Linked DNA regions of Homo sapiens: regions 2 and 3 are each linked to region 1. Evidence: chromatin contacts called from ENCODE Hi-C or POLR2A ChIA-PET data. All regions are on one chromosome and are shown on one strand. Each heading gives the region's core, a stretch centred on a gene start or an enhancer-like site at or near the end of the contact. The rest is flanking DNA. Distances are from core to core; before and after follow the strand shown.

Region 1 (3,373 bases), core at 456-2,955:
TGTGTCAGATACAGAGGAAGTGTGCAGTCATTGTTAGCCTCATGTACACACTCACACACACTCTCACACTCACACCATCACACCCTTCACACCACACATCCTCTCACACATCACACACACACACCAAACACACTGGCACACAGGCCGTACACACTCACACATGCACATCCTGCAGGTCCCTGAGGCGCAGGCACTATGCTTGGGCAGCATTCTGAAAGTACAGCAGGACCCATGGCCAGTGCAAAGGAGGGTTAGGGGGCACTTTACACTCCCTGGCAGAAGGTCTGAAGGGACTCTGAAGCCAAAACAGATGTAAGGAATTTGAGAAAACACTGGCAAGAAGGGCGTGGTGGCTCACACCTGCAATCCCAGCACTATGGGAGGCCAGCCTGGGCAACATGGCAAAACCCCGTCTCTAGAAAAGCATAAAAAATCAGCCAGGGTTGGTGGTGTGTTTTCACTCAGCTACTTGGGAGGCTGAGGCGGGAGGATTGTTTGAGCCCAGGAAGTTGAGGCTACAGTGAGCCGTGATCACACCACTGCACTCCAGCCTGAGCAACAGAGTGAGACCTTGTCTCAAAAAAGAAAGAAAGAAAGAAAAGACACTGGTGTTAGCTTTCAAGTCTTTAGAACTTGCTCCTACAGGGTCTTGATGCGATGGACAAAAGCAGCTGAATCGAGCAGTAACAGGTGTGTGAACGAATCCTCCTACGCGTACCCCTCACGTCTGTGTTCTGCCCACTTCTGCAGAGAATCTCTGCCCCAAGCCAGGCCAAGGGACCTCTTTACATGAGCAGCCAAGGGACAGAGACCTCTGGCTTCCCCAGGTGGGCCGGGGAAGCACAGAACAGCCAAGGGTGTCCCGATGTCTATTCACAGTGTATCTTCTTCCATCTTGAAAGTGCGTCACTTGTGGAAGGAACAAAACGCCATTACCCTCTATCTCATGGAGAAGCAGAGGTAAAAAGCAGAGAAGCGCTGTTTTACCCCAGCCTTCCTTATCTCTCTCAGCCATACTGGAAGCCCCCAAGGACGCATGATTATCTCAGGGTGACTGATGCTCTCTCTTTCCTTAATGCCACACACATAAGTCCACACTTTCAGCAGAAGAAAATACATAAGTGAGTGTAACAGAACAAGAGCCAGCTATGCATGCTTACATAATATTGTTTTGGGGCCTGTAAAACCCTGACTAGAAAAAATATTCCTTGTGCTCATGCCCGGGAGTCCACTCACAGCTCTGGTCTAGTCCCTTCAGTGTGGTGTTTTGATGCTGTTAGAAAGCAAAATGCCCCTGAGAAAGGGTACAGCTTGTGAAAAATCTGCAGGCATGAAGGCTGTGAGGGCTTTGTTAGAGGCGGGAAGAGCATCTGTTATTGGCCAACGAAGGTGGGTTCATTTCTGCATTAGCTCTGTGAGCCCAACCCTGAGCCAGACACCAAGATACTCGGTAAAGTAACCCCTTAGTAATGGTTTCTGGTTGGACCATCTCCAGAGCCCTAGGAAAGCCCATGAAAGGAGCTGCCATCTGACGTGGTGTTGGCCTGCAGCCCTTGCTCGAGGCTGAGGAGGACATCTGGGCCTTCCGCTGCCTGGGTGTTTGCCTGGTGAACAATGGCTGTAGCCAGAGTGTCTCCTCAGAGTCAGGCCCCGGGCTCTGTGACCTCAGGAGGTCAATAAATATTTGTTGACCGACAGACTCCACTGCTTGTCTTATTACAGACACACAGGGGGCCTGCCACTGCTGGCCAAACCCCAGTGTGGCCCCATCAGAAAACACAGGACAATAAACAGAGACGGATGGTCTGCCAGGAAAGACAGTGTCTTCCATTTGGTCATCCTCTTCCCAGCTGTGCCCTTCATTGAAGTTACAGGGCAGAGCGAGTGGCCTCACCAGGCCTCGGGGGCACCAGGACCTGAGGCACCTCCTTCCTCCCTCCCCTCCCCCTGTCCCGAGGTGTGATGGACAAAGGGAAACCCCGCCGGGGTGCCGGCTGATTAACCTCCCTTTCACACTGGCCTGGTGCGGGGCCTGGGCCGAAGTTCCACAGAGTTAGCAGATGTACTTCTAATTATTTATTAGGACTTCTCTCAGTGTGGCTCTTCTAATGAGACACTCTAAACTCCCAGAGGCTCGCCCGCAGGGGAATCATACAGCCACAGTTTGCAGGCAGGAAAGGCATGTCTCCATCACCACCCAGCTTTTGCCTGAATTTAGGTATGCTGTTATGTGTAAAGCGTAGAAAGTCACAGGTTTAAACACTAAGCCAGGAGACCTGGCGGCTGGAATGGCCTAAATGTTGACTTCATGGACTGAATTGTGTCCCCCCAAATTCATCTTGAATTCTTAATCCTCAGGACCTCAGAATGTGACTGTATTTGGAAACAGGATCTTGAAGAGGTAATTGAGTTAAAACAGGGATGGGCTAATCCAATCTGACTGGTGTCCTTATAAGAAGAGGAGACTGGACACAAACACAAACAGGGAAATTGTGTGAGGACACAGGGAGAAAATGACCAACTGCAAGCCAAGGAGAAGCTACCCTGGTAACACCTTGATCTTGGACTTCCAGCTTTGCAGAATCACAAGAAAATACATGTCTGTTGTGTAAGCCACCCAGTCTAAGCGGCTCTGATATGGCAGCCCTAGCAGACTAATGCAGTGGCCCTGGGGAATGTTGTCCTTTATACCCGGGGCTTCACAGCTTACCATGTGTGCCATGGCTAGTGGCTTGTGCAGTCTGCACCACAGGCCTGAAGGGCAGGTCAAGAAGTATTACAGGACTCCTGCCCCTTATCTAAAACTACTGGGAACAAATGTGTTTGGACTTCAGGATTCCTCAGATTTCAGAAAGATCAAGCATGCATATACCACAAATTATTGAACACTGAGTGAGTCTGACATAGCACCCATAATTAAACACACGAACACTTCTGAAATGAAACAGGATGCGTGTGTGTAGAGATAGATGTCTAGATATAGATATGTAATTGCACTGAGGGATTTATATAGTTTGGATATTTGTCCTCCCCAAGCCTCATGTGAAATTTGATCCCCAGTGTTGGAGGTGGGGCCTAGTGGGAGGTGTTTGGTCATGGGGGGCTGATCCCTCATGAATGGCTTGATGCCCTTCCCCAAGATAATGAGTGATTTTTATTCTATGAGTTCACGTGAGAGCTGAGAGCTGGTTGTTTGAAGGAGTCTGACACCTTCTCCCCGCCCTCTTGCTCCCTCTTTCTTGCCATGTGACATGCCTGCTCCCCCTTCACTTTCTGCCATGATTGGGAGCTTCCTGAGGTCCTCACCAAAAGCAGATGTCAGCGCCATGCTTCTTGTATAGCCTGTGGAACTGTGAGCCAAAGAAACCTCTTT
Region 2 (3,450 bases), core at 645-3,144, 88 kb before region 1:
TATTAGGAGTCTGTTCTGTCCGTCTCAGGATCCCTAATTTAATGTTAATGCTGGTCAGCTGTGCCTGAACTCCAAAGGGAGGAGGGTGTGATGAGGTATGTCTGACCCTCCCTGCTTCCCGTCATGGCCTAAACTGGTTTTTCTGGTTTCTTTGGGTCTCCGTGGCCAAGAGGAGAGCCTATTCAGTCAGTTGGGAGGCTTGGAATTTTACTTTTGGTTTACAATTTGTAGGTGATAGAAGCCCTTTAAAAGACAAGGGTCCAGCTAAGAAGTGAATTACTCCATAGCTGACTTCACATTCTTCCATCTGGATTCTTTTGTTTTTTTCGCATGTAATGGGTTCTAAAAGTCTATTATTAGTAAATGAGGCTTTATAGACAAAACTGTCAAAAATTTTCACGTGACACCCAGGCTAAAACCCCAGATCCCAAGCTGGTCACAGGCACTGTCCTTCTCTCAAGCATTCTTTTTAATTGTCCATTGTTTGGAGGAACAATTTACCATTGGACTAATTGGGACTGGTGGAATCTCCCCTCCTATCCTAACAGCCCTGTCTGTCTAGTTTAAGCGAGGGGTGAATTTCTTGCATTATTCTAGGGAATTTGAAGAATCTCCAGGAGGGCCAGAGAGTAGACTTGGATGCCACCCAGCCAGCAATAGAGAAGTTGGGACCACCCAGCCAGGGACAAGGCCACACCTCAGCCATCACCACCCACAAGCAACGCAGCATGTATGAGCTGGGACAGGACACCAGAAACTACCTCATGATTGCTCCGGAAGAAGCAGCTGCAGGTGCTCAGCCATCTTTATTTCCTGCCACCCCCAAACTATGAAGACAGCAAAGCAGCCTGTGGAGAGGCTGCTCACAGAGGCAACCCCACCCTTACTTGGTGATGGCACGTGGAACTCCACCTCCCAGGTGGAAAATGGAAAAATTGTTTCCTTCTCTGATCTACTGCCTGAGCTGTCATCAGGATTTTGAGGACTGACTTAATGAATAAAATATAAAGGCTTAGCGTGAGCCTGGGATATGCATGGTGGAAGAGAATAAATAGCCTTTTGTATATCAAAGATACTTTCTGGGTAACCCAATCTGAGAAATAGCTACTTCAGCCACATCTGCTGTTAGGGAAGGCTGAGAAAATAGTGACTATAAAATGAAATGAGGCTTGTAGGTGAACCACATGAAATCCTGTGAACCGGGGAGAAGTCACCAGCTATTACAATGGAGTCTAGCTAAGAAGGGGCACGTGGGGGTGGGGAGATCGTGACCAATCAACAGTGCAGCTTGAAAATGTGGGTTTTCTCTTGGGAAGCTTCATTCCCTGGGAAGGAAGAAGCTATAACGAAACAGGAGCAATGAAGCTTTGCCTGGAGAGGATGCTGCTCACATTTGCATGTTAAATGAACTGAGGCCTCTCCTGGCTCCCCTTGGAGGGCTCTCAGAGGCAGCTCTAGCCTCAGAGGGTCTCTTGCCCACATCTTACTCTGGTTCAGAGCCCACATCCCCAAAGAGAGCCTTGTACACAGCAGGTATTCAATCAATATTTGTATTAAATTGCATTTTAAAAGCTGATTACTTGAGTGACCCCTTCCCCTACCCACCCCCAAAGACTGTCCTCCAGTATCTCTTTGTGCATATCCTGAATTCAAGCTGCAGTGAGAGGCTTTAGCAAGAGAGAGAAAACCCACTCTAAAAGCTTCATTTGCGACAATTTCCATTTTATTTCTCACCACCACCAGCCTTTGGACGAACAGGTCCTAAAGAGCTATGGAAACAGCATCGTGGAAACAGCACGGTGAGTTTCAGACTTGTGTGGCTTGGCAGGGCAGCCTTGTTTTTAGTTGTGGTGGCTTGCCAAAAAGGCTGGCTCTCCCTCAGCTAGCTCCCCTGGGCACTGTTACCTCCAGTAGAGCCTCTTTACTCTGAGGGGTGGCCCCTGCAAGGAGGTCCCTGCTTGGCAGCTTTGTCTTGCTCATATACTGGGTATATCCCCTGGAGGGAGGCATGAGGCTCTCGGGTGGCCTTCATTCTTACACCCCTGCGTACACCTGTGTCCAGGTACCACCACCTACACACTGCCCAGGCCTCTAAGTCCACACGCTCGGATTCTGGTTGCTTTTATTTATTTCTTTATTTATTGACAGAGTCTCATGCTGTCATCCAGGCTGGAGTGCAGTGGTGTGATCATAGTTCACTGCAGCCTCAACCTCCTGGGCTCAAGCAATCCTCCCACCTCAGGTTCTTGAGTAGCTGAGCCCAATACCATGCCTAGCTAATTCTAGTAGCTTCTGATAAATTCTCTCTGTTTACTCAAGATACAGTTATTGAATGACTGGTCTGGGCCAAGCATTATTCTCGGCGCTGGGGATGCAGCAGGTATGAAATAGATAAAACCCTCTGCCTTTATGGGAGTGGTGGGGATGGGGCAGACAAACATCTAACATAATAAGTAAGTCAATTTTTTTTTTTTTTGTGAGATGGAGTCTTGCTCTGTCACCCAGGCTGGAGTACAGTGTCACGATCTTGGCTCACTGCAACCTCCGCCTCCTGGGTTCAAGCAATTCTCCTGACTTCTGAGTAGCAGGGACTACAGGCATGTGCCACCATGCGCAGCTAATTTTTGTATTTTTAGTTGAAACGGGGTTTCACTATGTTAGCCAGGCTGGTCTCAAACTCCTGACCTCAGGCAATCCGCCCACCTCGGCCTCCCAAAGTGCTGGGATTACCGGTGTGAGCCACCATGCCTGGCCCGTAAGTCAATATTATGATAGGAGGTGATACTCTTTTTTTTTTTTTTTTTTTTTTTTTTTTTTTTTTGAGACAGGGTGCTGCTCTTTCAGCCAGGCTGGAGTGCAGTGATGCAATCACAGCTCACTGGAGCTTTGGCCTCCTGGGCTCAAGCAATTCTCCCACCTCAGCCTCCCAAGCAGCTGGGACTACAGGTGCACACCAGCATGCTGGGCTAATTTTTGGATTTTTTGTAGAGATGGGCTTTTGCCATGTTGCCCATGGGGCCTCGAACTCTTGGGCTCAAGTGATCCTTCCACCTTGGCTTCACAGAGTGCTGGGATTACAGGTGTGAGCCCCTGTGCTTGGCCAGGTGATATGTGTTTTAGATAAAAACAGCAGGATAAGGAGTGCAGGGGGAGGAATTAGTATGTAAAAGAGGTCATTTTGGTAAGTCTTGGGTAACCTTTTGCTAAGTGCTGGGTAAGCCTTCAATCTAAGGCAAGCTCACAGCAGTTTTGGAAGGAGAGCTGTGGGCATGAGGAAAAGAAAGGAACCAAGGGCGGCTGCCCAGTAACCGGCAGGACCCAGATATCTTTGCTGAGATGGAGAACTGAGGGAAAGGCTAGATTGGGGCAGGGGCTGTTGGGGGAGCACAAATAACTTATTTTGGATGTTATTTATGCAAACTTTAAAAACAAACATTATGAGTGGGGAGG
Region 3 (3,346 bases), core at 247-2,746, 110 kb before region 1:
CAGGGCCTCCAGCGATCAGGCCTTTGTTTGGCCTGATCTCCAATCTCTTCTCAAATAGTTGCTTCTTACAGCTCTCTGAAGGCATCAGCTCTGTGCATCCCCAAATTTTTGCATGTGCTGCTCCTGGGCTTATATCGTGTGTGCCAGTTGGCAACTCTCTTTTTCCTTTAGGGCTCAGCTGGGAGGCGGCTTCTTTGGGAAGCTTACCCGTCCCTTGCCCAGCTGGGTAAGGTGCTCTAATGTAAGTGCTCCCGTGGCATATTGGGATAATCTCTATGAGGCACTTACCTCTGAGGGCTGTGATTCTTCACTGGGTCTTTTAGCTGCTGAGAGCATGGCTCAGTCTTATTGATCAAATTTGTAGAGCATAACACACAGAAGACATTCAATCAATACATATTAAATGAATGAAGAGATGAGTTTGAATTCCCATGGAAAATGAGAAGAAATACATTCTTAGGGTTTGGGAAGTCTTAGGGTTTGGGAAGTCAAATATGCTGTTAATTAATTAGGAATATTTTTAGCTTAGGTTGACATGAAGCCTCCAGTAGTGGTGGCTTGGGAAAGAACTTAGTTTTTCGTTTTTGTGCAACTCTCGTGGCCTATAACTGCAGAAGCAGTGAGGTCCCAGTGATACTGGAAGAGGAGCCATCTTCCAGAAGCTACGCCTATGGTCTGTTTTGTGTTTAGCCTTCCTGAAAATTCTATGGGTTGTCTAGACCTCTTAATAAATTACTCTTTCTGCTTTAACTAGCTAGTATTGATTCCAGCTGCCTGCAGCCAAGAACTCTGGTAAATACAAACCTTTGTCTGACTCTCACAAAAATCTCAAAGCAATAGTAATGCCTAGTTTTGTGGAAGTAACCACGAAAGCTTAGAAAAGGTGGGTTGGGAAGCAGTTGAGATGCTGAAAGCTGATTTCCAGGAGCAGAACTGGCCTATGCTGAAAACCTACCTGCAGCCTCAACTCTGCTTCTCTCCTGTGTTCAGCTGCTGAATGTTGAAGCCGGAAGGGATAACACGTTTCCGAGTGGAAATGTATGCATTTGATGGAGAGTGCCTGAGGTGCCCAGATTGCACGGCTTCTTTTTTTTTTTTTCTAGAGACAGGGTCTTGCTCTGTCACCCAGGCTGGCATGCAGTGGCGTGATCATAGCTCGCTATAAACTACAACTCCTGGGCTCAAGAGATCCTCCTGCCTCAGCCTCCCAAAAGTGCCGGGATTAGAAGTGTGAGCCACTGTGCCTGGCCCCAGACAGCTTCCTAGCAGCTGAAGTGGGAGGTCAGGGTTATTTCTGTCACTCCGCACTGCCAAGGGCTGACAGAACAAAGAAACAAAGAGGAACTGGAAAGGCTGATCATGGGGCCGAACCATGTCTAACTGGCTTAAATAACAAATCTGTGTAACCACAATTTGCCAACTTGTAAATGTTTTATACCCCAAGGGAGCCTGGAACAGCCTCCTTTGCACTTAGAAGGCCCAGCCAGGCCAGTGCTGACTCTGACTCCTTGGTGGACAGGACCCCAGGGGGTGGGAGGTCAGGGCCAGGCTGGCCAGAGACTGGGCGTCAAACCCGAGAAAGGGTCACACTTTTTTGCTTGTCAGTTTCCCAGCCTTTTCCATTACAGCATTTTTACCTGGGAGGTTTAATGAGCTCTCTTGAGTTTTCCCCTTCCATGGGCTTAACTTAAAATGTCAGTGTCTTAAGAATTTTCCCAGTAGTGGGCCTGGTGCCTTTGGAGGCTGCATTTCCTTTCTCAGGCGTTGGGGGACTGCTGGGTTCTGGGAAGGACTGACAGGTTGAATAGCCCAGTTATTACTGGGTTAAGGGTGACGCAGGCTTCTCAGGGTGCCAGAGTCACTGAAGCAGCAGCAGCAGCTTCCGGGCAGGGCTGTGCAATTCAGGCTGCCTGGGGAAAGGTGCTGTGAGGGATGAGGGGCAAGAACAGCTTTAAAAGTTAATGAGCTCAGCTGAGCTCCCAAGACCCACCCTTCCAGGCGGCTCCGCTTCTCTTTGCATTTCCTTGCCCTCTGAGCACCCAGCTAACCTTTAACCCAGGCTCTTCCAAAGCTCTAGGGAGGAGGCTGCTCCCCTGGCTTCCTCCAGAGCGAGTCTCTGCTCCACGCTCTGGACATTGCTCTGGGAAACCTCCGCTTCCCAGACCAGCCACATCATGGACACGCTTGGAGGGGAGCTCAGTGTTGTTTCCTGCTATTGGTGAGGGCTGGTGCTGGTGTGCACTGTGCAGGCATCAGGACTGGTCATCACTGTCCTTACAACCCCCTGCCTGCCATCCTTCGCCCCCTAGTTTGATCAGAGTGCATCTCCACTGCAGGTCTGTGCAGGGTGGGGCTGGGTGCTTCCCTCAGCCTCCCCTTGCCCCAGGGCCTGCCTCTAACCTCAGTCTGCCTTGTGGACTGCTAGACCATGAACAGCCCCGGAGGCTGGTCCCAGCTTTGGCTTGGGGAGCACTGAGTGTGGATCTCCAGCCTGTGTGGCCTCAGGGCCACATCTGCCAACATTCTCTTTCTTTTCTTTCTTCCTCTTCCTTCCTTTTCTTTCTTTTCTTTGACAGGGTCTTACTCTGGTGCCCAGAGAGGGGAGTACAGTGGTGTCATCATAGCTCAGGACAGCCTCAAACGTGGGGACTCACACAATCCTCCTGCCCTAGCCTCACTAGTATCTGGGACTACAGGTGTGCACCAGTGGACTCTTTTAATTTTTTACCTTTTTAGTAGAGATGGGGTCTTGCTATGTTGCCCAGGCTGGTCTTGAACTCCTGGCCTCAAGCATCTTCCCCTTGGCCTCCCAAAGTGCTGGGGTTACAGAAGTGAGCCACCATGCCCCACCAACATTCTCTTTCTTGATCCCTGAGTCCAGTAGCAGGAAGGGAGGGGGTGAGGGAAGGTTTAAGCATCACTGGGAGCTTTTCCGAAAAATCTCATGTTGTCCTTCTCTCTGGAGAGTATTTGAAAGGGGCCACAGTGGCTGAGAAACGTTGGACTATATTACTATTTCCAATCTTCTGATCGTCTATGAGAATTCCTTCGGTAAGATTTGTTAAGAATTCAGATCCTGGGCTCCTTCTCAGACATACTCGGTTGAAAGCCCTGAGGCAGGACCTAGGAATCTGCATTCTAATAGTCTCCTGGGCTGTCTTCATACTCAGCAGGTTTGAGGCCACTGAGTAAGGGGTTCTTGCAGTCCTCTAGTCCCTTGTCACAGCTCTGGAAGCAGGACGCTCCAGGTTTGGGTGGTGTTCGGGCCCCTTTTTCAGGCAGCCCTTCAGAAATTCGCAGTGAGTGTCCTGCGTCTCCCCTGGCCTGGGAAGGTCTCCTGCCAAGT

The links. Hi-C counts contacts between places; a loop is a spot of excess contacts on that map. ChIA-PET counts read pairs that join two places held with the same protein, here RNA polymerase II (POLR2A). Pooled maps may share reads with other maps.
Region 2: a map of posterior vena cava shows a loop between it and region 1 (2.0-fold over the local background). The contact joins two enhancer-like sites. A Hi-C loop is called at or near these places in 1 of 168 maps with a recorded cell type or tissue (posterior vena cava). POLR2A ChIA-PET finds 5 or more read pairs at or near these places in 1 of 52 experiments (SK-N-SH).
Region 3: a map of sigmoid colon shows a loop between it and region 1 (1.9-fold over the local background). The contact joins two enhancer-like sites. A Hi-C loop is called at or near these places in 1 of 168 maps with a recorded cell type or tissue (sigmoid colon) and 2 of 50 pooled maps.

What each region holds. Positions count from the first base shown.
Region 1 is chr1:229,002,068-229,005,440 of GRCh38, reverse strand. No RefSeq gene overlaps it. Among named protein-coding and RNA genes, the nearest start is that of LINC02815, 150 kb to the left of the region's middle. Within about 2 kb of position 1,705, at least 4 of the 41 ENCODE cell types and tissues checked have a DNase peak (open chromatin) inside an H3K27ac peak, as active enhancers do.
Region 2 is chr1:229,090,436-229,093,885 of GRCh38, reverse strand. LINC02815 (long intergenic non-protein coding RNA 2815) reads left to right here. Exons shown (of 5, transcript NR_186727.1): 3 at 598-1,799; 4 at 2,149-2,380. Among named protein-coding and RNA genes, the nearest start is that of LINC02815, 63 kb to the left of the region's middle. RefSeq lists enhancers at 529-1,460, 1,461-2,393. Within about 2 kb of position 1,894, at least 3 of the 41 ENCODE cell types and tissues checked have a DNase peak (open chromatin) inside an H3K27ac peak, as active enhancers do.
Region 3 is chr1:229,107,593-229,110,938 of GRCh38, reverse strand. The region is part of intron 2 of LINC02815 (long intergenic non-protein coding RNA 2815); the gene reads left to right. Among named protein-coding and RNA genes, the nearest start is that of LINC02815, 45 kb to the left of the region's middle. RefSeq lists enhancers at 1,650-2,171, 2,172-2,695. Within about 2 kb of position 1,496, at least 13 of the 41 ENCODE cell types and tissues checked have a DNase peak (open chromatin) inside an H3K27ac peak, as active enhancers do.